Regions from separate parts of the Mus musculus genome. Here all the other regions are linked to region 1. A link is a loop called in an ENCODE intact Hi-C map of the cell type or tissue named here. Cell type or tissue: heart. All regions are shown on one strand. Links, peaks and the distances in the headings refer to the core of each region. The heading gives the core; the rest is flanking DNA. Region 1 holds the start of Gm15418 (a long non-coding RNA gene). Region 2 overlaps Myo16 (myosin XVI). Region 3 has its middle 11 kb from the start of Gm32485. Region 4 overlaps Myo16 (myosin XVI).

The links. Hi-C counts contacts between places; a loop is a spot of excess contacts. Peaks named below come from ENCODE experiments on the same cell type or tissue, not always from the same donor. Only the 100,000 strongest peaks of a DNase experiment are listed, where the experiment ranks them.
Region 2: a loop joins it to region 1, with 10 times the contacts of the local background. A loop is called at or near these places in 25 of 42 quality-filtered maps.
Region 3: it touches region 1 in a loop (4-fold over the local background); 12 of 42 quality-filtered maps call a loop at or near these places.
Region 4: it touches region 1 in a loop (10-fold over the local background); 40 of 42 quality-filtered maps call a loop at or near these places.

Annotation. Positions count from the first base shown.
Region 1 is chr8:11,183,609-11,191,780 of GRCm38, forward strand. It overlaps Gm15418 (a long non-coding RNA gene), which reads left to right and starts at 4,121. Exons shown (of 3, transcript XR_003947509.1): 1 at 4,121-4,410. In heart, for the core only: no CTCF peak of the experiment used is centred there; a DNase peak (open chromatin) is centred at 4,133; H3K4me3 peaks cover 1,333 bases; H3K27ac peaks cover 3,471 bases.
Region 2 is chr8:10,412,487-10,417,486 of GRCm38, forward strand. It overlaps Myo16 (myosin XVI), which reads left to right. Exons shown (of 35, transcript NM_001319151.1): 16 at 657-804. Gm51561 (a long non-coding RNA gene) reads right to left here. Exons shown (of 3, transcript XR_003947504.1): 2 at 4,683-4,734; 3 at 803-1,816. Among named protein-coding and RNA genes, the nearest start is that of Gm51561, 15 kb to the right of the region's middle. In heart, for the core only: a CTCF peak has its summit at 2,536 (motif pointing right); no DNase peak of the experiment used is centred there.
Region 3 is chr8:10,824,174-10,832,345 of GRCm38, forward strand. No RefSeq gene overlaps it. Among named protein-coding and RNA genes, the nearest start is that of Gm32485, 11 kb to the left of the region's middle. In heart, for the core only: a CTCF peak has its summit at 3,573 (motif pointing right); a DNase peak (open chromatin) is centred at 3,608; H3K27me3 peaks cover 493 bases.
Region 4 is chr8:10,571,273-10,576,272 of GRCm38, forward strand. All of the region lies in intron 32 of Myo16 (myosin XVI), which reads left to right. Among named protein-coding and RNA genes, the nearest start is that of Gm32330, 100 kb to the right of the region's middle. In heart, for the core only: a CTCF peak has its summit at 3,006 (motif pointing right); no DNase peak of the experiment used is centred there.

The DNA.
Region 1 (8,172 bases), core at 1,673-6,672:
GCTGGACAGTTGCTGGCTGACAACGTTCGAACTGTGTCACCAACAGCTCCTGAACACTACCTGATAAGGCAGGGGCAGACTGCAGAATTTACTGGAACACCACTCCTGCCCACTGGCCTATTTATGGAGCTATTTTGACAGCGATGAAGGTTGGCTTCCCAGGGACATGATGTCACAGGAACCATCGGGATCACCTAGCAACAGGACACAAGCAGCGTGTCCAGCTTCTATTTATAACCAGCTCGCTGGCAATGTCAAGAGGTGAGCAGTTAGACCAGCCGGAGAAGCGCGGGGTCATTGGATTCTTCTGGAAGCCACAGCTGTTACTAGAGTTGACAGAGGGCACCACAGCCCAAAGCCTCACCTGTCACACTTGGTCCAAAGTGTCTTCCATAGAGCTCCAGTTTGTGCCCAACACTACAGAGTTGTGCAAGCTTCTCTCTCCCACCCAGCCAGTCATTCCAGGCACAGCGTCCCAGGCAGACTCTCGGGGGAGGCTCTCAGGGAACTGAGGAGGGAGCTCACTGTCTCAAGGGTAATCTGGGTAGATGGACACCGTCCTCAGTGGGCTAAGATCCACCTTCTCCTCTATCTACTGCAGATGCTCATTCCTTCCTACTGGAAGAGCCCTGGACTTATCATTCCCACCTCCATTGAAATGTGGCCTTTAAAAAAAATGTATTTACTTTTTAACTTATTCACTTTACATCCCATTTACGGCCCACCTCTTGGTCACCCCCTCCCACAGCCCTTCCCCACCTCCTCTTCCCTTCCCCTCTGAGTGGGCGGGGACCCCCTGGGTATCCCCTGACCCTGACACTTTAAACCTCTGTGAAGCTAGGCGCTTCCTATCTCACTGGAGCCAGACAAGGAAGCCTAGCTAAAAAATACACATCCCACATACGGGCAACAGCTTTTGGGATAGCCCCCATTCCAGTTATCCCAGACCCACATGAAGACCAAGCTGCACATCTGCTACCTATGTGCAGGGAGGCCTGGACATATGTCCAGACAGTGTATGTTCTTTGGTTGGCAATTTAGACTCTGAAAGCCCCAAATGTCCAGCTTAGTTGATTCTGTTGGTCTCCTGTGGAATTCCTATCTTCTTTGGGGCCCACAATCCTCCCTCCTATTCTTCCATAAGGGTCCCCAAGCTCCATCCACTGTTTGACTGCGGGTGTCTACATCTGTTTGAGTCAGTTGGTGGGTGGAGCCTCTCAGAGGACAGCCATGCTAGACTACTGTCTGCAAGGATAACAGTGTCATTAATAATGCCAGAGATTGGTGCTTGTCTATGGGATGGGTCTCAAGTTGGGCCAGTTATTGGTTGGCCATTCCCTCAATCTCTGTTCCATAGCCAATCCCTGCATTTCTTGTGGACAGAATAAGCTTTGAGTCAAAATGTTTGTGGGTAGGTTGGTATGTTCTACCAGGGTTCCTGTCTGGAGATGTTGCCTTGATTTGCATCAGGATCAAAGGCCACTGATGTAGCCTCAATGTGACATGCCTTCAGTATGTTGTGAGCATGAGCTCTTGGGCCTCAGCTGTTGTGTGACAAGGTGTGGAACCTTTTGCATGTGAAGTGTTCACCAGCAGATGAAGGGTTATAATCCGGATAGCCACTGAGACATGAACAGCCTCTGCTTCTACCACCACAGCCACAAGCAGCTCTCAACACCAGGCCCTCAAGACCATCTTGGCTCGTGCACTGCTACAGTGCTGTTCGGTAAGACCCCAGTCTTTATGATGCAAAGTTTCAATTGTACTTCACACAATCATTATGTCGGGGGAGGGAGGGGTGCACTCACCATGTATACACGTGTGAAAAACTTGCAGTTAGTGTCAGATGTCTTCCTCTATAGATCTCCATCTGGGGTGTGTGTGTGTGTGTGTGTGCGCGCGCACGTGCGTGCATGTGTGTGTGTGTGCATATGTGTGCCTGTGTGTGCATGTGTGTGTCCAAGTATGTTTGTTGTTTGTTTGTTTGTTTGTTTAATGAGATGGGGTCTTACTGCAAAGACAAGACTGGCCTCAGACTCCCAGCAACCACATACCTCTGCCTCGAGTGCTAGGACTAAAAGTGTGTACGGTCACGCCCAGTCCACCACCTCACTGAATCTGGAGTGACTGTTGTTGACTGCTTAGACTGGTTGGCCAGGGAACCCCACCCATCTGCCTGTCTCTAGTCCACTAGTACTAGGATTATAGATGTGAGCTGTCACACTCTGGGATCCAAACTCCAGCCCTCACACTTACCCAGCAAGCTCTGTCCCAACACCCATCCTCCCAGCCCTTCCCACACACTTCTGTCTAAGAAGTGCTGATGCTTACAGAGCTGCCAGCCATGATGGACAGAGCAAAGGAAAGAGCAGTGCCCAGAGGGAAGGTCCCAAGGCCACACCCACCTTGTGTCTCCCCTTCCTCCTCTTAGGGCCCTGGATGCTCTGGGGCCCAGTACCAGATGAGGCAATGGTGAAGAGAAAAGATTTCTCTCCTTTGAGCCGCACAAGCTGAGCTGTGCTCTGCACCTGCCGAGGTGTTCTGGGGTCTCCGATACCTGAATCTTCAAGGTTCTGTGGAAAAGTTTGTCAGAACTCCCTACTGCCAGGTCCCCCACTCTGGACAGCCAGCCCTGCCTTGTCCTCACAGATCATATTTCCCAGCTTCACTGGGCTAGAGCCCCCTTCCCCAGAGGAGACCCTTGTGCAGAGGGCAGGTGTGGAAGGATAGATGGGGGGTGGTGCATAGCCAGAGGCTAAGCCCACCTGTGGTACAAATGCATCACCTCTAAGAATGATGAGACACTCACAGCGGGAGCTGGTGAACCGGCTCCGTCGGTAAAACGCTTACTTTGAAAACATAAGGACTTGAATTCAGATCTCCAAGACCCAAGTCAAAAGCTGGGCATGGTCTCTCTCTCTCTCTCTCTCTCTCTCTCTCTCTCTCTCTCTCTCTCACACACACACACACACACACACACACTTGTAATATAGCACTGGATGGTAGAGACAGGAGAATCTTGGCGGCTTGCCCAACAGCTAGTTTAGACAATCGATGAGCCTCTCCAGAGACCATGTCTCAAAGGAGAAGATAGACACTGATAAAGGAGACGCCCAGCAGTCGCTTCTGGCTTCCATATATGCACACACACATGCATAGACCACAACACACACACAAACACAACAATGTCCATTTTCTTGGCCTCTGGTGTGGCAAGCACCCTTCTCCTGTAACCAGAACATCTGTTAAATATCAGCAGATTAATTGACTGATAGAAAGTTCTGACTATAGAGAACCCAAACTACCTGGGCTATCTTCAGCCCCCGCCCCCCTTATAATCTACTAATGCCAGCCTAATATCTGATCTAACATCCGGCATCCCTGGGACCATTTGGTGAATCTTTCAGATGCTATTTAGCAAACTCTCAGCTTCCCTGGCACCAGAGCTAAGAATATTACCAGATAGCATCTGAAACTGACAGCAGAGAGCTCCCTGTCCGCTATAACCCCTACCAGATGTCCCCAGCAGCATTTGTAAATGCACTGATTTATTTATGGCTTTGTTTTGGTTTGTGACTACTAAAGTCACCGGTCCACAGCGGAACATGTCGTTCAAGGTAACATGAATAAACAAATCCAGGTGCTGGCTCATCTCTGCACTCTTTGCACCAGGAGCTGTGTTTGGCATAAACACTTCCCTCTCTCGGAGTCATACCATGAGACCCTGTGCACTGATGCTGTGGGTCCGTATTCCCAAATCCTTCTCCCCTGGGGAAAGGGTCCTTAGTCCCTTGGGCTCCTACTCAAGTCCTACCAAGCTGTTGCAAATCCACATTCCTCTTTTTCATGCAAAATGAAATTACACCCAACGCTCAGGAACGTGCCTCCACTGCCGCTGTGATTTCTCCCAGAACTCCCCACTCCTCACCCTTCACACAAGGCCAGGCCAAGTCATCCTTACTGTATTCTCACTGTACTTTCACAATTTTAATTCACAAACCCTGTTCTGTTTCTTCTGGGCTTCCTGATGCACAGCAGACCCTTAACCCTTCTGCCAGGGTTAAGCGCGATAGCAAGTGGACAAGGGCGCCACCTACAGGTGATTTTGACAAATAGCATAGATGCCCTCAAACTGGGCGGCAACTTGGTCATCGGTGTGTAAGGACCATCACTGGGATGTGATGATCGCATAGCGACCGCCCTAAGTTCCCAACTGCATCCGCAAGCTGGCTGGTCCCCGCAGGGCGTCCAGGTACACGCTGTGCCAAACTTGCCCGCAGCAACAAGCCAAGGGAATCGCGTGGGAAAATGGAAAACAGGCCTGCACGCCTCCGCGGGAAGTTGATGATCAGCAGGAACCGAATCTCCGAAGTCACCCGCAACCCCGCTCAGACTGGCAGTCTAAAAAAGGTATTTCCTGGTGGCGGGAGGGTGACTCAGTTTCCCGGTGACTCAGCGCCGCAAGTGCGCGGTGGTGCGGGTGTGCACCGCTATTCCGGGTGAGGCGGTGGATGGTCCTCGCGAGCCCGCGCAGCTCAGGAAGCTCAAAGTGGGGTGTAAGAGGAAGAGCTCCCCACGCGGGGGATGCGGGGAGGTGACTCAGCTGCGACACAACGCTCGCGGGGCTGCAGATCCGCGCCACCGTGAACCCCTGTTCAAAAGCGCGCAGGCCACTGGGTCCCCACGCGCGCATTTGTTCCTGTGCTTCCCCAAGGACAGGCCACTGTCCCCCAATGAACACGCTCTTCTCAATATCCTGTGCCATGTGGTCACAGGAGACTTCGTCCCGGGACATGTCCCTGCGGCAAGTGCCACAAGTGACCCATTCCCCCGCGTGGGAATTGCGATCCACACTCTAGAGCCCCCACCCCCACCCCTTCAAGCCCTTGGAGCTTGGATGCAAACTCCAGAGGTGACTGGGTAGCTCAGCTGTCCTGTTCCTGGGCTACAGTTACAACTTATGAGTCCTGAGGGCCAGCAAGGAACTGGTAAGAGCTGTGTGAGCCCACAAGGCACTGAACTAGCCCGCAGCTCTCCTCACAACAGTGGGGGGGGGAGGGGGGAGGAAATGTCTGGGATGCTGCCTGCCCTCCACCCGCAGAGCTTGGCTCCCACCGCCTTGGAGTCTGAATCTTCCAGAATGGAGCAGCCTAACAATCGATACCATGGCTCAGAGAGGATCAAAGGGCTGTTTTCCATTGCAGTTCAGAGCCCAGGGAGCCTTCCACACCAGCACCCACAGATGCTATGCTGCCATCTATGCGGCTATGCGGCATAGATAGGAAAATTTGCTTTCCAGAGGATGGAGGATGGGGAGGAGTTTTTCTCCTAATGTATCAAAACAAAACAAAACAAAACAAAACAAAACAAAAAAACTTTATCTTGGGTGTGATTTGTAGGGAAAAAGAAGAGGGAACTTGAGATACCTAAATTCAAGTGCAAAGTGGATACCTCTCAATGGGTCACCATTTCTCTCTCTCTCTCTCTCTCTCTCTCTCTCTCTCTCTCTCTCTCTCTCTCTCTCTCTCTCTCTCTGGCAGGCACACACACACACACATCCCAAATCCATGTGACCTGGACTTTGTAAGGGGGGGGGGGGAGTTACTACTTTGTAAACTAAGAGGATGCCAAATTGAACATTAGATTAACTGGGGACACACACACACAAGTGTAATTTTCTTCTCTCAAGCCAACATCGGAATAGCCCCCCAAATGCAAGTAACTTGATCATGAAAATAAGGACAAGGGGCTCCAAGTGTCACCTGTGGATCTCTCAGATCTGGAATTTCGAAGGCCGAGGACTACAAAACCCTCAAACTGGGCCCAGTTTGAAGCACTTGAACTATTGTGGTAAGGCCATCTTAAATCCAAGAGCATGAAATGCAGCTTTGCATTGTAGGAATCAAATCAGAGTAAATCATTCAACTACAAGTGAGGACAAACAACAGAATCGTCTCAAAGCCATTTTGATAAACTTGTAAAAAAAAAAAAAAAGATGCAGAATGTAGTTCAGGCTGGTGTGAAGGAAGAGCCCGGATGTAATCCTCAGCTAACCCTCTTTTCTCTTTTCCTCTTCGTGGGGACACTGTGAAGTAGGCAAGTGTTTGATTTCATTCCCAACCCAACCCTCTGGTCTATCTCTTCCTGTTGCATAACTGTACTTTTAATTTCGACCTAATTTTCACATCTGACGGGTCGTAAGCTTGTTCTCCGATGACTTGCTTCTTACACGGAGCACTGTAAAGGACGGGTGTTCTTTAGTCCCCCTGTTCCTCATACCTAAAACACAGCGAGTGTTTATGCTGACGATAAAACAGACAGAAGAAGAGAGGGATGGATGAGGAATGTATGGGAGGAGCCGTGGGTGGGAGGAGCCGTGGGTGGGAGGAGCCGTGGGTGGGAGGAGCCATGGGTAGAGGAGGTAGATAATGGCTGGGTAGGTGGGTGCCGGGTAGATGGGTGGGAGGAAGGACTGAAGCACAGGATGGAGGCAGAGTGCAGAAAGGCTAGATGAGGGAGCGCAGTCGGGCTAGCTTTTCTCTTCCTGTAGATTCCTCCCAACTTACGATTTTGGTTTGGAAAAACTTCAAATAAAAAAAAAAATGACCTAAATCGTGCAGATCCCCAGCCTCTTCTATAGTTTATATGTGGCAGAGCCAGAATCTATTTCCTCTCAGTACAAGGGATGGAATACTCTTTCCAGGCAAGCACACCGTTTCGGTGATGTGCCCACAACCTGTAAGACTTGTATCTAAATAGCAATTGTTCTAGTGCCCTGACTACAACACAGTGGCCTTTGGAGTCAGACACGAGATGAGCAGGTGATCTAAGGAGTTGAGGGATCTGGTATGAAGCTGACAGGGCCCCCAGTTAACGCAGAGAATACGTGTTGTGTGTAGTGATATCCACAACAGACAGCTGCTCCAGGAGAGCCAGCAGTCACGTGGAGATAGAAGAGCCCTGGCAGAGTCGCCAACTAAATCAGGGACGCGCAGTGCTCTCGAGCATTAGAGAGGAGTGGGGAGTTTTAGTAGGGTAGAAAGTTCAGTGGTTAAGAGTGCTTGCCACACAGTCATGAGGACTAGAATTCAAATCCCAGTTCCCATAGAACAAGCCAGGCATCCCATCAGTACAGAGAAAGTAGGATTGCTGGGACTCGTGGGTTTCCAGTCTAGCTAAACAAACACAGTGACCGGTGGAGAATGAGACCTCACCTCAAACGGATAGGTGGAGAGTGAAAGAGGGTATTCAATGCCCTCTTCCGGTCTCTGAATTAACACATGCGTGCTCGTGCACACACACACATTAAATAAAAGCATCCTTTCAGAACAGAAGGGCAAAAGTTCAGCCATTTGCTCCAGTTTCACACATCACCCTATTTTGAAAGCTGATTTCATCTGCATCCCTTCCTTCACATGCATGCATGGACTGGCCAGTAGATGTCCGGAATGTGAATGACTCAAATCTGCTATGGTTTAGACAGAGATTTTCTCCAGGGAAAATTGGATGCTAAGTCCTCAAATGTGGTGGTGCTAGGATACTCTGTCTGTCCTCAAGTGTGGTTATGTTGAGATGTTTGGTCTTCAAATGTGGTGGTGCTAGGATGCTCAGTCCTCAAATGTGGTGGTGCTAGGTTGCTCAGTCCTCAAATATGGTGGTGCTAGGTTGCTCAGTCCTCAAATGTGGTGGTGATGGGAGGTGGTAAAGTCTTGGAAAGGAGGCCAGAAGCAGAAGGTAATTGCATCAAAGAAGGAATCGATGTACATCTATTGGACTGATTTAGCTGCCAAAAGAATGGGCTGTTATTTGAAGAACCGGTGTCATGTTTGCTTCTCTGGCCTCCTGTCTCACCCTGTGCCTTCCCCCATCAAGCATACTTCCATACACTGTCGTTAGCCATGTCATGAACAAGGACCTCACCTGGGCCCAGCAGATGAGGCTCCACAACTAGGATCTAGTAAGCTTTCCTCTAGATTAGCTCTCTCAGGACAGACCTGGACAGCACTGCCAAAGGCGACCAGGCATCAACATACACCCCACACGCGGAGCAGAAAGTGCAGCCTGGAACCTACCCCAGCAACTGGGCTCCCATGACCAAGAGCAGAAAGGCTTCGACACAGAAGAAAGGCACAAACCTATGGATTCAGAAGCTCAAAGAGACCAGATCCGTAT
Region 2 (5,000 bases), core at 1-5,000, 770 kb before region 1:
CAGCCTTATGAACTGAACAACTACTGTATTCTTGCTTGAACCTTCCATTGGTAGACAATTTTGGACTAGCTGGGCGATAGCCTATAAGCCATCCTAATGAATGTATGTATTAAATATATTTGTATAATAAATATATTGCAATAAATGTATGCGTGTGTGTGTGTGTGTGTGTGTGTGTGTGTGTGTGTTCATTCTTTCAGTTCTGTTTCTCTAGAGAACCATGACTAAGACAGAGGGAATCCTGTGTCATAGAATAAGGGTAGATCTTGCACACAGTGATAAGTTTCTCTAAAGGGATAGATAGGATTGCTAGACGAAGAGTGAGCTCTTACATAAAGCATGAGCTTTTCAGATGAGCACAGACCAGCACCAGCCCCTCAGACTTAACCAAGTATCATATAAGCTGCTTCCAGGGACCATATAGGCTATGGCAGCAGGGGTCAGGGCTCTGAACTCCCAATGCCTTGGGCTGAGTGTCTCTGAAGGGCCTAAACTAATGTAGAAAATAAAGTCTCTTCTATTTTTTTTTTTTTTTTTGAATGTCTGTGCTGGAAAAGGAGCTTTGTTGTCATGGTTTATAATTAATTAACATGTAAATTTATGGAAATTGAATTAACAATGCCATTTAACAGAATCCTGTCTCTTTTCCCAACCAGCCAGAATTTCCACTTACATGCTGGAGAAGTCCAGGGTTGTGGCTCAGCCTCCCGGCCAGGGCACCTTTCTGATTTTCTCCTGGTTGATGGACGGGTTATCTTCGGAAGAAAAATGTGGACTTCACCTTAATAACTTCTGTGCACACCGGTGAGTGATCAAAGGCTTTATAACAGTTTCCTGAACATTGGAAGCACAATTCTCAGCTTCAAATTGTCTTCATATGCCCAAGGAAGGCTGTTGGCCACTGTCAGGGCTGAGCTATCTATTAATATGCTGGACTGTCTTACTGTGTCTCAGATGGGAGGACAAAATCCTAGCATTCTGTAAGCATGCGGATGCTGTTTGGGAAACACTGTCTGATCTGCTGTCATCTTGTAATGTGTCGGGCCATGGTGCGGGTAGCTAATAGTCACTGGGTTTACACAAGAAAGAGAGGACTCTCAGTGCTAAATCAAGGGTGGTTGTTCTTCATGGGAGGTCAAAGCTTTGGGGAAATGCAGTCATTGGTGACACGTGAAGTCACAAAGGTGGTCTCCTGAGGAACACTGGTTCTACATACTCTCTCCTACCAGAAGCCAGCCAGACCCCACATGGCACTGTACCAGATTTGTGTTTGGATGAGAATTAGAAGTTATAAGGAGTGAATGGTACCCAGAGCAGAGGCTGCTGGGACGTGGGGTCTCCAGCTCATCTCTACTTCACTATGCTAAATTCTCTGGCTTAGTCTGTTGTATTCCTGTGGGGAAGCCTGTGATAAACGAGTGTGTGGTCACCGGCGTGATTCCGTGATACATAACCAGGTCAGGGAGCCGCGTGGTAGCTGATGACTCTGAGATGAGAGAGGGATACCTCAGATGGCTCCTGACATACAGACACCTATTGAGTCCTCACATGCACTTGGGGGCAGCATCCTGGTCAACTGAGAGCTGTCCCAGGGCTTCAATGGAAAGTGTGGTGTTAAGATACAGCAAGGGGCCATTGCATGTGATCAGAGTGTGTAGGAAGCATAACGGTGACTTCACGCACAGGCTACATCAGATGCTTGTCTCTCTTGGAAGAGATGTTGCAGGGCCCTAAACTGATACAAAGCCATGAACCTGTGGTGTCTCTGTGAGGAGCCCCAGCAGGGACAGTCAGGAGTCACAAAGAGTTCGGTGCCCTGCAACAAAGCAAGTGTCTTATTAGCGTGCATTATGAATAGCTAGTGGGTGCTATTCATATGAGGACAGGAGCCCCTGTGTGCTGCAGGATGTATCTGCTTACCCCATATTCTGCACAAACCTGCTGATCCCTGTCTTAAACAAACCTCATCTGAATTTACACAGTCCCCTTCTCCTTCTCTGCTTGCTCCCCCCCTCTCACACACACACTAGCCAAGTATGATGTTGATGAAGTAGGCTGTGTCTTACTAGTGTGCAAACCACCACAGCCTGCAGCCTGTCTCACACACAACAGCTCGTTATCTACGTGAAGCACTAAGAGGCATGTGCAGCAGTCCAGGGACTGCAGGGCCCTTGCACTTAGTATGCCTTCTGTGACCGTTATTCTAAAGGACGAGCACTGTCTCTGCCTGTGGTTTTAGAATCCGTGCAGCAGATGCATCTTTAACTTCAGCTATGTGCATGCTATAAGGTATTCTAAATCCCACACAGATACAGATAGACCCTACATCAGTACTAAAGTCCACCTATACACACATCTCTGCTTACAGCACAGGAAGGCTCGCTAGAGCACAGCACCTCTGCCTAACTGCAGAGCTTGCTCAGGGCAGGGGTGGGCACCCATCCCTCCAGTTCATGAAAACAGCATTTACCAAAGCACCTCTAGCCTTTATCAAGCTCTGACTAGGCAGAATGCATGCCCTGAGAATCCCACAAGAGGGCGCTCTCCCCACACCTCAAAGGGACACAAACCAGCCCAGCCAACCAATGCCAAACCAAACTTTCATTCTTTTTGCTTACACTTTTTTTCCCGTGTTTTTCTTTTCCTTGCCCCACATTTCTTACGTAAATAACATTTCATTTTTTGTGCACACAGTGTCATATGTGGGAGATAAATATAATTTATATTCCTGCAAATCGACATTTAATGAAAGCAGCGTATGCTGTCATTGCTGCTCACTTTAAATGATCTCCCTGCTGGGTTTAGCCTCTAGAAAACTTAGGCTTTTAAACCCGAAGAAGAGACTCTTAATCCCCGTCCTGGCTGACTGATGATGGAGAGGATTGTGGGACGGCACCCTAATGTTCTTCAGCAGAGGTCAGGCTTCGAACTGTGCTGGAAAGCAGTCATTTGACTGTGAGCAGGTGACCTGCTTCTCACCTGCGCTCAGAGAGCTGAGTCACCTCACCGTGGTTTGAACTTGTGATGGCTGCTAGCACCTGTCACAGGAGAGCTGAGCAATTAACTCCCAGGAAAGTGTGTTCTCTGCTGAGTCGTTAACTGCAGGGCTGGGGTGAATCTGAAGACATTTCAGACTTTTTTTTTCAAGGTAAAGAAAAACTTCAGGGTCATTTAAAGGTGACTCTCCATGACTCCATGACATACCAGCATTTGTTCAGGCACACGGTTTTAAGCAAGGGAAAATCTGATGGTTTATAAGACCTGTGTGTGAAAACTGCAGAGGGGTCTTGTAAACCTGTGTTTATAAGTCTTATGACTTAAGGAGTGGTGAAAACCCAGACCTGGCCCATGCTTGCCCCGTGTTCTAAGCTGAGATGCCGACCCTGGCAGCTTGAACCATTGGGCATCTGTCTAGGAAGACTTACGCAATTTTATTCAAAACTAAGTTTCCAGACAAGTTATATTGTGTAGCTTTTTGCTTGAATAATATTTTTGAGGTGGTATCGCAAGACTTTGTGAGTCACTCCACCCTCAGCATCAATAGGCAGCTATATATAGGACTTTTGAACCAGTGCATTTGCATGGATCACGTGACCGTGTCTTAAATCAGCGAGATTTCTGCATGAGCTTTAAACTCGTGAACTCTTTATGCACGGAGGCATCTCTTGCTTTGTTGTTGACACTGGGTGCTTCGAGGATGGCTTCCTACAGGGCTCTGTTGATTCTCAGTAACAGTAGAGAGTCACCTTTGATGTCACCATGGTGAGGATGAGCTGACCAGGGGCTGCAGCGGCCAGCCAGGTCAGCAGCTGGCACGTGCCAAGCTAATGTGAACATGCCTGGCTGTCCCATCCTTGGTGGTTTGGGTCAGAATCTGCACAGTATTCAAGTCGGTAGTGATCCCACCTCATTTCAACTGTGTGCTTGACCATTTCTTAATTCCCCTCCCCTCACCACGCTTTGGACAGTTAAACACTGTTCAAATTTAAGGGTGAAGTCACACAATAAGCTAGGGGTCAGAAGGATTACACAAGAGGGTTAGACATATATTTTAGCATAAATGGAATTTCTCGTGAGATTTCTAGTGGGGGGAAATCACATTTGATTGGAAAGGTTAAAGGTCACATGATCCAGGGTGGGTGTGTGCTTCCTTGTAATTTTATCATGGTTACTTGAAGCACTTCTACATAAAAATAGAGTAAACACTGAGGGTGCTTAGAACAGAGCATTGGATAAGAGCAAGCTGTTGGGAGGTAGGGCAGACACTGTATCGTTTGATTTTATCAAACCATGTTTTATGCATGGCCACAAAGACCAAGCCCCAGTCTCTGAGGGAGAGGATGGTTGACCGCCCTCCAGGCCCCTCCACTGCCTGACTGGTGGTGGCTTCAGTTGTGGGAAGTTGTACTGAAGTTCACACGTTACTAAGTGAGACGGATCAGCCTGCCGACTCCTAGTGGGCTCGTGCACTTCAGTCATGGAAAGAGAAAGTCATTCTTGGGTCAGAACACAGCTCAACACTAATCCGGGCTTGGCATGCATTAGCTTGTGAGTTTGGAGACGTGGGGATCTGGCCTTAATGACTTACTCATTATTCCCAAACCCAAAACGCTCTGAGAACCAGACGTTTATTTATGACTTATGTGGTGGTGAAAACCCAGACCTGGCCCAACCTTGCTCACCATCGATGTTCGAAGCTGAGATGAGACCCCGGCAGTTTGAACCATTATGCATCTGTCAAGGAAGACACATGAGATTTTATTCAGGACTAAATTGTTTTTTGATTAGAAGATGTTGCCCCAGGTCTACCAGGGATGAAAACACTACTTTTGCTTTTTTAAAATGTGGATTTCGGAATGAGCTTTGCTTTAACAGCAAAGCAGGGTCTGCTGCAGCATCACAGTGCGCGGGTCTGAGCAGAGTAGGGTCCAGCTTTCTCACTGTGTTCCAGACACCTAGCACCTCCAGGACCCCCGCAGAGCACTGGCTGGGGGAACATT
Region 3 (8,172 bases), core at 1,651-6,650, 360 kb before region 1:
TGTATGTGTGTATAAAAGTATGTATATCTATGCATGCTTGTATGAGCACATGTATGTGCACAAGACATTTAAAATAACACTTCATGAAGTTGGATCTCTTCCTTCCGATTAAATAACACTTGAGCGTGAGGACGTTTGGAAGGAGGTCAGGTCTCTTCCTTCAATCAGGGAGGAGCTCTCATCAAGATGTACCGCTCTGTGGAAGGCAGTCTTCACAATACGATTCTCTAACATGTGTCACTGAGTTTCCCAAGAAGGATGGAGGCATAGTTAGTGCTGGGTCGAATGGGCTGTGTGAGACTGAGACTGCACCATGACCGTCTCTGTCCTTCTATGACTTAGTCTTCCTTCCTGCCTTCCCCTAGAGCAGCACGGGGCAAGGCCAGGTCAGCACGGGGCAAGGCCAGGTCAGCCAGCAACCTTGGCAGCTGCACTCCTCCAGAATCCTTCTCTTCATTTTGCTGGGTTATTTTCAGTGGCCCAGTCTTTTCTGACCCGAAGCTCGGACAGGACAGATGTGTTTGCTGACTATCCTTGCCTAAACTGCATCCTTGAGAGATTCGGGACTTCAGTGTGAAGACACCCATGTTGTGCTGTGTCCTGGACCCTGTTTTCCTGGTCCACGCTGCTTGACTCACTCCATGGTGCCATGCTGCTGTCTTCTATGCAGAGACAGCTGGCTTTCTCCACATTCTACATATCGTCTGTGCTCACAAGGGACACGCATCTAGATTCTTCCCAGTCTATCTGATTGCAATGAATGTTGTGTGTAACCATGAGAGACCAGGAGTCTGTCGATTCATAGAAAACACTGTTCTGACCTTCAGTAATTCCACAGGCACTCTCCAAGGTGGCTTGCCAATCCCTTGGTTACCAGGCAGGAAAAGGCCCTTCATAGTTATTTCAACTTCATAACTAGATAGAGAAGAATACTCTGAATTTGGTTCAAGTAGATTCAGGAGTTGCGGTGAGTAAAGGGTGTCATTTGAAACTTTTATTGTGGTAAAAAATCCAATGAGAACTACTAGGGAAAGAGGGGCCAAGACAAGTTCCAGGACCAAATGCAAGGAACTGCAATGCTACCAACTGAGACAGGAAGAATTTCATGAAATCCAGCCCCAGGGAGATGGGTTTGGCCTAGCAAGCCTGGGTGTCTAGTAAGAGCCATTTGGAAATACAGAGCTGGCAAGCAGGCCTGTAGTCTGCACTTCTTGGGAGATGCCGTGTTAGAGGCAGAGATTCGGGATTATCCACAAACAGATGGTGTTTTAGACTAAAGTGAGAGATGAGAGCTAGTGGAGGTAGGCACAACCCAAACCTTCAGCTCCTTACTTCTCAAGTCAATGTACTTCCTGCCTAGGAAAGGAATAAATAAAGGGAGAGGGAGAGGGACAGACAGACAGACACAGATGGGGGTGGAGAGAGAGAGAGAGAGAGAGAGAGAGAGAGAGAGAGAGAGAGAGAGAGAGAGCCAAGCTGCCACGCAAAGGGAGCAGCATTTCACAAGACCCGAGGCAGCCGTGCTGATGTAAGAGGCGCTTTGCTCTCCCTCTCTCTAACAGCATCCAACATGGCATCTCTACAGCTGACGACAGACTGGAAACAGTACAGAGTGTTTCCTTCGAGACAAAAAGAAACGGAAGCACAGAGAAGTTAAATAAGTGCTACCAGGACATTCTGCTTAATGAGTGAAGGCTCCAGAGCAGAGACTAACATTGCCACACCATCCTTCTTTGCACACTTAAAACGCTGGGGGCTTTTGGAAATAGAACTTTCTGGAAGTTCTAAAGCTGTACATTTTTCCCCTCTCTGGACCAAGAGAGACATGTTAAAGAAACTTGAAATACTCATTCCCTTGTTTCCCCTGTGTCCTTTAAAGATTAGCTCTGAATGGATGATTTTAAACACTGAGAGAAAAATCAGCCAATTCCACACATGCCCGGTTATTCTTGGAACTGAATAAACAAAACCATGGAGGGGCCCAGGGGGTGAAGAACAAGTGGTCTTCACACTGAAGCTCACAGCGATCAGTTCCAGCTAATGAATACAGCATCCAGAAAAGGGGTCAACGTTTCCCGTGTTCTATTTCTGATGTCTTTGTGGATGATGAGCTAAGCAAGCCTGGCTGCCATCCTGCAGAGTAGGGAAGATGCTTGGCAGGAACCTAGGGTCTGTGCTAAGCCCAGTAGCTGGGGGCCCTGGATGTGGTATCTCCTCTAGCATTGATCTTCATCGGTCATGGACAAGCTAGTGTGCCCTGGCCTGTCTGTCTCAGATGTGTGACTTAAGAGTGAACACAAGTAGAAGATTTAAGGAAAAATGGATGAGCCGGGCTGTGGTAGCGCATGCCTGTAATTCCAGCACTTGGGAGGCAGAGGCAGGTGGATTTCTGAGTTCAAGGCCAGCCTGGTCTACAGAGTGAGTTCCAGGACAGCCAGAACTGTAGAGAAACCCTGTCTCAAAAAAAACAAAAAACAAAAAACGAAAAGAAAAGATGGGTGTGGGCCCTCCCCCATCCCTTCAGAACGTGGTTCATATCTGTGTCATAAGGTGAGGTCTACACCTGTACCCACAATCCTCTGCTCCAGACTTAACTGTGTCCTGACAGTGGGCAGAGCCATCTAAGGAAGGCTAAGTGTGCCATCCCAGAATTCGGTAAAATGTTGTTAGTTTGACATGGGCCTTCTGTATTTTGTCCCCTTGGATAAGCAAACCTTGAGAATTTAAAAAATACAAGATTGTGAGTTAAGAGGCATCCCATTGCATTAAGCAGAGGTGTTTGAATCAGAGAGTCTAGCTATGAGCTAAGGCCAACACAAGAAACCGTTCTCTTATCAATATGTTGAAGAACTATTTCTGTATCCGAAGTGGTGTGTGCGTGTGTGTGCGCGCGCACGTGTGTGTATGTGTGTGTGTGTGTGTGTGTGTGTGTGTGTGTGTGTGTTTGTGTGTCCAATGCAGAGCAAGTGAACATTTTGCCTTCTGTTGCTGAATCCACGCTGGGAGAGAACTGCTAGGTTCCTTTGAGCATGTGCACACACATTCAACCAAGTTCTTGACAGCATTTATCAGAAATTCATGATTCAAACTATAAATGCGGTGTCTACAATGATAGTTGGCTTTTTCTATGACTGTTAATAAAATGTATTAGTGAACCTTGGGGTGCTGCCAGTGTTGCTCTGCAATCCACCAACCAAGTAGAAAAGGCCAACACCCATAGAACTAGCAGAGAAGGAACATGTTAGAAGTATAAGTATTTCCTCTGCTTATGAGATTGTGAAGACTAAGAGACTGTGCATATGTGTGCAGGCACTCACACATGTGCAGACACCTGCACATGCATGTACACACACACACACACATGCACACATGCACAGACACGTTGCTAGCTCTTCTCAAATATCTTTCTGCTCTATTTTCCGAAAAGTTCACCTTTTAGAAAAATGTCAAATACCCGTTTTATTTCTTCTTTCCAACCCTAGTCCCTCACACAGCTCAGTGTAGATTAAATGCTCTTGGGCACCCACATCTAGCACCGATACTGCCAAGACAGGGCTACAGCATGACCTCAGCAGGGGGCACTGGTGACTAGCCATGGGCTCAGCAGTGCCATGCTGTCACTAGTCACTTGTAATGGTACGAGGACTATGTTGCAGAGGCTGCAGCCTGGAACACCGATGCTACTCAAGCAAGGGGGGAAGATGCATTAGGAAAGTTGCTACCTGTCGTTGCTATAACAAACTACCCCAAACTGTGGTGCTTCAACAACAGAAAGATGCACCTGGAATCCTGGGAGCTACACGTTCCCATCAGAGCCTCAGTGGGCCACACTTCCTCCACATTCTAGAAGTCTGCCATGGCATCCCGATTGTAGACGCAAAGCCAAGCGTTTGAACACCAGGGCTGTGCAGTGCGCACCACACGGCTCTGGGGAGAAGGGGATCCCCTTGTTTAGCCATTTGGTTATTTATAGTCTGTTCCCAGAGTCAGCTTCCTCAAGGAGGAAAATCAACACTATATATTGGGTACCAGAGCAAGAGCATCTTCTGGGTTCTGTTAGTGCAACTGTGCCATGCTGCAACACCATGAAGTAAAACACGGGGGATGAACTGGTCCAGCTCACCCTGTGTCAGCGTGCACACTTTCATCTCCCATGCACAAGTCTCTGTTCTCTAAGTCTGATTCATGCCCACTACATCCCGACAGCCGTCTTTCTGATGAAAACCTCCGTCCCTCCACATCCCTATAACTCCAAGCTGCCTGCATCAGCCACCACGCAGTTAACAGAGCCCAGAGTGACCAAAGCAACCTCGAGTGCTTTTTATGGTAGGTGACTGTGCTCCACTTTCGCATCCAACTAATGATCCTGTCTTTCAATCCCAAACATTTCCAACCCCGGCTACTGAGTGAGCATGTTTCCTGTGCCTCCTCACCCCCCACCCCACCCCCCAACCCCGTGCCTGTTCTCCATGGAAACCACGCCCTCGCCCAGGCACCTGGGCAGCACAGCTCTTTAGACCGCAGATGTCACCCCAAAGCCTAGCATGGGATTTCCAAATCGTACTGGAGGTATCACTATGAAGCCTAGCACCTGCTGGGACCCACGGAGACAGGAATCTATTTCTACCATGTGAAAGTCTCTGGCCTTTTGTTTCCATGTGACATCTGCATTTTAAATCTTTTTTTTCCTTGTCTTCGCATATGTGCCCCAAGAAATGCCTTGATGTACCAGGATCGACTGGGTCTTCAGGCCTGCCCACCTTCCTGCTGGCCAGCGTCCCCTTTGCATTTTTCAGGTATTTGTTTGCAGATTGTTTACCTGTAGCCTTGAGGCCATCGGTCAGAGGTGTGGACTTGGTGATTTACACATCAATGACTTTACCTCTTTGAGTTTTAAACCACTCTTGTTTACAAAATGAGTGGCACTGATGTATTTTCTTGGTTTTCGTTCTTTTCCTTAGCTCTTGGTACTTCCTTTTCTTCCTAAATAGCTCTGTGCTGATCACCTTTCCCTGTGTGCCTCCTACCTGGCTGTTTTGTGTCGTCACTGTTCCCTAAACATGTGAGGCTGATATACGTAAAGTATTTGCCACAATTTACAACATGCCAGCATGATGGAACAAAATTCACATTCCTGGTTCCCTTACTGGTATTTATTAGTGTTGTGTATTCACTGCACATAGTAGCAGGTGTCCTGAACACATTTGCATGTATGCACATCATGTAGGATTAGGCCAAGTAGTCTCTCTTCTTCCCCTCCCCTTCCCACTAGTCTCTCCCTCTCTCTTTCCCAGGCAGTCTTGCTTCCAATTTTATACATAAAGACATATATGAATATATTTTCATAAATAGATATTCATAAATGTATATCTACATACATAATATAGGGCATATTCAAGACACACTGGCCTTTGTGTTTGCTTTTTTAATGTCTTTCTGAAACTCATCACTGCGTGTACTCTTTAAAGATTTATTTTATTTTTAATTATGGGTATGTGTTTGTCTGTGTGTGGTATGTACACATGAGTACAATGACCTTAGAGGCAGGAAGGAGATGACAGATGCCCTGAAGCTGGAGTTACAGGTGACTTGAAGTGGCCCTCTGGAGGAGTGGTGAGTGCTCTTAACTACTGAGACATGCTTCCAGCCCCACTACGGATGTTTTTAAACACTTACGTTTTATGTCTATAAAAATCCAGAATCCTCATAAGAGAGAAAAACATGTGTTGTTTGACTTTCTGGCTCATTTTGCTAAGATGAGGACGGATGATGATGGTGGTGGTGGTGATGATGGTGATGATAAGTTGTCTACCTCATTCCCTTTGTAACTGAGTCAAGCTCCTCTGTGTGTCTCTCTCTCATTAACAAATCTATTCTGCTGATGGACGCCTAGGCAGAGCCACAGCTTAGCTACTGTGCGTGAATGGCACCACAGAGCAAGCACATGTCTGCAGCCATCTCTGTGATAATACACTCCCCTCTTCAAGCCCGGGGGGGGGGGTGCTGTCACACAAAGTGTAGCTTAGAAAATAAGGTACAGATTCTGTCTGCAAAACTAGGCTATCCTGTTAGCCGACATGCAACAGAAAGGTTTGGCGGCAGCCAAGAAAGACAAGGGACACTGGTAGAACCCCCAAGTAGCTTCCCAATGCCTTTAAATACATGCTCCCCTGTGTCTGTGTTTGGAGGGGCCACAACTGCTCCCCCAGGCCTGCCCTGCACCCTCTCTTTCTCTCTGCTTCAGCACACTAACTTTAGATTAGAGTCTCCGACTCACCACATCTGTGTCACCTCAGAACCTTCCCTCCTGCCAAGAAGCTTGCTATCCACTTGGATGGACCCAAACCATCAAACCACACTTGAATGCCAGCTTTTATGTGACTCTCTCCAAGCATGCCACCCTGGTTCTAAAGACAGAACTAGACCCTCACTGGATATGCCAGAAGCTTGTGGTGTACGGGAAGTCCCTGAGAGAACCCTGTGGATTGGCCTTGGCACTCTCACACCTGGCTAGCATCCGTCCTGGCCCACAGTAGCTCTTCACAGACAAGTGCATTTTCACATATGCATTTCAGTAGTCGGGTGCTATAAGATTAGCTGTCTAGCATCATAGTTTACCGGGTATACGTACGATTCCTAATGAATACCAATGTGGAAACAGAGGCCGAGTGATATCTTGTGATTTCTGGAAGGCCACTTAGTTGGGACATCGGAAGTCAGTCTTAGTTTCCGGCCTGTGCTCCGGCATCTTGACTAGTGAAGTGTAGTGCCTAGTGCAAGCACTCAGATACCGTGTGTGCTCTAAGAGACTGCAGACAAAGATGCCAGCAGCAAGCAACCACAGCCACAGAAGCCATCATGGATCAGTTTCACTTCCACATACCATGCGCACGCGCACATGCCTGCCTGCGCATGTGCGTCTGTCTATGTGTGTGTGTGTGTGTGTGTGTGTGTGTGTGTGTGTGTGTGTGTGTGAGTGTGTGTGTGTGAGTGTCTGTGTGTGTGTCTGTGTGTGTGTGTGTGTGTCTGTGTGTATGTGTGTATGTGTGTGTGTATGTGTGTCTGTGTGTGTCTGTGTGTGTGTGTGTCTGTGTGTGTGTGTCTGTGTGTGTGTGTGTCTGTGTGTGTGTGTGTGTGTGTGTGTGTGTGTGTGTGTGTATAGAGGAGGCTATAGAGCACAGTGTCTCTCCTCAGGTGACCTTGTTTTTTGTAGGTTTAGTTTGGTTTTAAACAGCATCTCTTACTGGCACCTGGAGCTCGCTGATTCAGCTGGGCGAGCAGACTTCCCATTTCTACTTTCATGGTGCTAGGATTGTGAACAAGACACCACACCCAGCTTTTTACACGGATTCTGGCGATCTGAACTCAGACTGTGGCACAGCAAGCACTTTATAGACAGAATCATTTCTCCTGCCCCAGTTCCACAGACGTTCATCAGAGACCAGGCAATTCCCAAAGCCGGATGCTCAACCCATGGCTGGATCTCTCCAAAGACACAGCCTGCAAGTATGCTGGGGGTTCAAGCTCAGCAGTGTGCTGGTGGCCTGGGAAGTGGGATGACACAGGAAGGCTCCCTGAAGCATAGACTTCACCCACATCTATAGACAGACCAGAGATCTACAAACCTCAAATCACAAGCATTTTCCTTCTCCTGTCCCCTAATGCATGGAGATGTTTTATCTTGCATTTCTAATGCAGCCTTTCTGTTCAGTTTCAATGGTGATTAACAAGAACACACACACACACACCTGTGTGTGCATCTGCTCTGTTCTTGCCGTAGGGTCAAAGCAGACAGCTGTGCTATAGAGCAGGAAGTCTGTTTAGTGGGGTTCTGTTTCTTGGTTTCTTCTGTCTAAACTTCATTTGTGTGTAGAAGCAACAGAAATGTGCACATGAAACTGTGAAGTTCCCTGGCGACTGTCACAGCGTCAATAGCCCCAAACCTGACAACTTGCTAACACCAGAACCGAAACCGAGACTGAGACTGAGCACTGGTTTTGGTCACGCACCACCCCCACCCCCACCCCCACCCCCACCCCCACCCCCACAATGTCATCATTCCAGTCTTAAATCCTAACGCAAGTCCTTCCACTGACAGAAGAAGATCTGCCTGGACACTTGAGGCTGTGAACTCACAATACCTCTCATATGAAGCACTGACTTGCAATTTTA
Region 4 (5,000 bases), core at 1-5,000, 610 kb before region 1:
ACTGTCTGCAGTCTCTGACCATTCTGATGAGCTGAGGGTTAGGCTGCTGCAACTAGAGGCAGCTGCCAGCAGTAAGAAACACCCTGTGTTCTGCAAACAAGGAATGCAGCCAGCAGCACCAGTCTCTGAGGATGCTCTGACAGTCTCTGATGTGGAGACCACCACATCTCCTTCATCCCTCCATGCTCAGTGTGCTGCGCTTGCATATCCAAAAGCCATAGAGGAATGAATATATATATTATTCTTTTGCAAAATATCTTCTCAATACTCTTATCTTTTGGAGAAGAAATGAGGCATCTCACTATTCCAAGAAGAAGTGTATCAGCTAGAGCCCCACATCCCACTGAAGATGGAGACACCTGGTGCCTGAGCCTCTGTAGACAGGAGGCATCTTCCTCAGAGGCAGTCACAGGAACTGACTATAGAAGTGGGACCCAGAGCACAGTGTTTTGTGCATTCATCAATTTGCTCATTCTTCAAGGAGTAATACATAAATATTCTAGCTCCCCTGGTTTGATGCAAGAAGGATCGTACATAATAAAATTAGAAAAAAAATGAAAAGAAATTAAAAAAAAAAAAGTAGGCCAAAGCTTAGGACCTCTGACAAGGAGATAAATAACCAGCCATGCCTCGGTGCCTAATGGTTTGTTTAACTAACAATCTCTCCTTAATTATAGGCTATTAGTAAATGAAAGTATACTGGTAAGGAACAACAAAACGTTGTAATTCTACAAGTCATGTTTTATCCCAACAACCAAAATGGACCCTAAAAAGAAAGCATTAAATAAGGTCAAAAATATTATTTGAAGCTAGAACTAAAAGTTCTAGCTAAAAGCTAGAACTAAAAGTCCCACCAAATATGCCTTTCTATAGGTCAGAACTGGGTAGATTCCTCTCTGTCAAAAAGCAGTGAAGTCCATATAAGTCTAGGGAGAGCTTATCACTTAGAAACCTCAAGGAGGTTTCTAGCCTGGGGATATGGCTCAACAGTTAAGGGTGCTTGTTGCTCTTCCAGGGGATATAGGTTCTGTTCCAGCACCCACATCAGGAAGCTCACAGCCAACTGTAACTCCAGCACCAAGGCATCTAGAGCCCTCCCGTAGCCTCTACAGCACAGATGCACACAGACACAAAGCTAAATAACAAAATAGATCTCTGCAAAACAAAGGGAAACCTCAAGGCAGCAGAACAGATGAGGGGCATGGCAGGCCTCCAAGCATGGCCTGTGAACCTGCTCCCTCCCCCAGGTCATATCAACCAGCCAGCATTGCAACTGAAAAGTTGTAGCATATCTATAGCCCCACTTCGAGTTTTCACAAAATACATTCTAATCTGAAAAAGAAAGAAAGGAAGGAAGGAAGGAAGGAAGGAAGGAAGGAAGGAGAGAAAAGAAAAAAAGAAAAGAAAAGAAAAGAAAAGAAAAGAAAAGAAAAGAAAAGAAAAGAAAAGGAAAGAAAAGCTGCTTTGAAGCATTTATGATCACTTCTGTAATATCAGGAATCTTAATGACATGAGCCTCGGCTGTTCCCACCCAGATGCAGGAGTTCCCAACATACACTTAATGGAATTTTCCCAAGCCTGTGAGGGAAATGGGTTTATACGCTTGTGTGACATGCTCCCCTGAGATAGAGCAGGGCGATCTCTGAGACTGTGAAAGGGTTATGGTAAGATAGGGAAGGGAGAGATTTAATGCCCCTGCCGTGTGCTGGAGCAGCTTACATGATTATTAAGGCTTACAGGGTTTCATCCTCAGGAGAGAAAATCCACTTTCTACTGAGGGATCCCCGGGGTTACCATTCATAGTGAATCACAGCTCAGGCTCCCAATCGTCTTCTCTTGAATCTTTATTTTGAAAGACATTTTTATATCTAAAGTCATCTAGTGTGTGGCTAAGTCTCCCTTCTGGCAGGCATCAGTGGTAGCTCCCATTAATACCTGGATGGCTGTGAAGCTTGGAGATTGGCGCGCACGTTTTGCAGAGTGGGCTCACAGGGTTTCTTTTGCTTTTTAGCATGGTGACTTGGAGAGCACTAAACTGTCAGTGAATTTCCCGTTGCAGGTATTTTGAACACAAATGTGTTATGCAATAGTAAGGGAGAAATTGTGTACAGAAGTAAGGTCGGTTCTCTGGTATATAATTCTATCCCAGGACTATTCTGGAGACCTCCTTGTAGGATTTCATGAATAACAGTGTACATTAAAATAGTTCACTTTCTGTTTATCTTTGAGACAGAGTCTCAATTTGTAGCCTAAGCTGACCTCCAACTTATGGCAACCCTCCTGCCTTAGCTTCCAGAGTGGTGGGATTTAACAGGCACAAGTCAACATTCCAGGCTTTAGATTTTTCTTGTGAGCTAAATAATCATGGACATTCTAATAATACAGAACACAGAGTTGGGGGTGGGGAGAGGCACATAGACCTGACTGAAAAGATTAGCCATGTTGGACTAACAGCAGTGGGGGGCTTCAGGCACCATTTTTAACAGCCTGCTGCTCCCACACTCTATTCTGAGTTAACTACTACGAATATGCCCATAATACAGGTGGGGAAACAGAGGCTCAGAGAAAAGATAAGCTTGCCTAGTGTTCCTCTACAAAGCCTGACAGAGCAGTGGGTCTGTCCAGTACAGCTCTTTCCACAATTCTTTCCTTGATGCTGCCTGAGAAAAGACCAGGGGTAGAGGGGTTAAATACATATTTTATTGCTTCCGTGTGACAGTAACAGTCACAGAGCTTGGGTGAGAAAACTCAAGACTGTTGAATATGTACTTTTCGGGTTACAGGTAAACAGTCCTATAAATTCCAGAGACAGAATTAGACCAGTTAAGCCATTGAGGTGAAATATGACCAGATAGTTATTTGCCTTTGCCCTGTAAGAGCTAAAGTTTCAGCTAACTGCCACAGGGTTTTCTTCTGATGATCTGAGAATCACCATGCTAATTATTTCTCGTTGCTTCCTTTGAAAATGTGAGGCCCTTTTCAAATGGCAAAGGAGGCTTGGCCAGGACACCAGGAGGCGCTATTGCTCTGAGTGGTAGTTCCCGGCATGTTTGTCTTTATGGACTCTTAACTGAAAGTCACTGAACAGGATCCCAGGAAGATGGGGTATCCACGGAATACAGCGTGTGGTAGAAGTCTGAGGAGAAAAGTAGAAGGGAGCCAGACAGAGCTAAGATGAGTTTGATTCACAAGTTATTCCCTTAAAACACAACGAAAGCACAACACTCATTTCATTATTCCCTGACCCCGTGAATCCAGAGCGTTCCAGATGTAAACAAGTACTTGGAAATGATTACAGCAGAAGACTACTATAACATGTCTTCCATACAGTAGCTGGGTTGACTACTGTATGGAAGCTCTACCTTCTGTAGAGGCCAAGAGGCACATAGAGGCTTAAATATAGACGGAGGCATAGATATACAGATATTTCCTAGATCCAGAGCCTGGTAGCACTTTCATTTAAGGCTTGCTTAATCCAAGTAGAAATCATCATAAGTTTCTGATATTCTACTCGATTATATAAACATTTCAGATAAAGAATATTTTGAGTTTGGAAGTCTGTATTTTATAAATTAAATCTTACAGAACCGTGTTTTTATTTTCGAATACTGTTTGTTTTAGAAGGGCTTTAAAGTTGGCCTGTGGAAGGTTTTGAGTGTACTGGAGGGAATAGGTTACACAAGTAAGTACCTTGTGGTCTGGGATGCTTTGTCTTTCTTTTCTCACACCACTCCCCATCACTGGGTGAACTGGAAGTGCACGCTGGGGCTCAACCTTTGTTAATATTTATAAATACCTCATGTTTACGTTCTTCAACAGGAAAGGTATATTCTTAAGTGTCTTTACCTCAGACAGTCACTGCACCCAGTCTAGGCCCATAGGGTGCCCACTACCCACAACAAGGCTGATTCTGGAAGCTAGGGTTCACTATTCATTGTATAACCACAGCAGTTTGCATGCCACAAAACAAAACAAAACTAAACTAAACTAAAAACAAAAAACAAACTCCCAACAAGATTCCCCATTCCATCTTGTCTTACGCAGGAAAATAAAGGCAGCGGCGGTATCTTGATTCAACATTTTACAAAGCGTTGATGCTTCTGTGACAGGTACAATGCTGTACCCTAGACACTGCTTAGCAATGAGAAGCAAGATGGCGCCCGCTTCCTGGCTGACCAGCAGGATTGGTGTCTGCTTACTCATGCTCCTTGTCTGCAAGTGCCTACTCTCCACTGGTGGTGTGAAATTTGAAGCGGAAATTCCAATGTTATTGTTGTTTAATCCGATACATTCAAATGAGTTGGCACCACACGGAATTAGTCTGCCTCATGCAAATCTTGACCTCAAATAATAGGAGGCATCTCCCCGGCCTCTTGCCCATGGATAGATCTTGTGCTGTCTTGTCCGTGGCTGCTCTGGTTTCCTTCCACCCAGATGCCGCTCTCTGTGGTGATGTACTTGGGTGTCTGCATGCTCCTTGGTGCCTGTGAAAGGTAGCTCCAAGGCTCATGAATATTTCTAAGGCTGTAGACAGCACACAGTTCACTGCTGTATGAATCTTCTCTATGACCTGCACCCATCCACAGCCTCCCTTCACACAGAAGTTTCCCTCTTAGGCACAGAAAGCATTGTTCCCTTGCATTCTGGAACCATCTTGCATTAACACTACACTTTCCTCAGTGTCCAAATGAGGAAGTCTTTTGGAGAGATGAGATAGGTATCCTCAAAGAAAGCTGGTCGCCACTTACAACTAAGTTCCAAGAGGAACTGGGCAACAGTTCTTCTCTCAACAGACCTGTGGCTGTCCCCATACCCACAGGTATAGTATGTCTCTAACAAGAAGGAGTCCTTTCACTAACTTCATGACTTCCCTGCATCAAACGAAGGTATCTGTACTTGGGAGAGGTGGCTGCGACTTTGAGTGTTTCTAATTCTCCGATGTTTGGAAACCTCATACTTTAGTCAGTTACACTAAGAAATGTTCTTTGGCGTTTTATAAA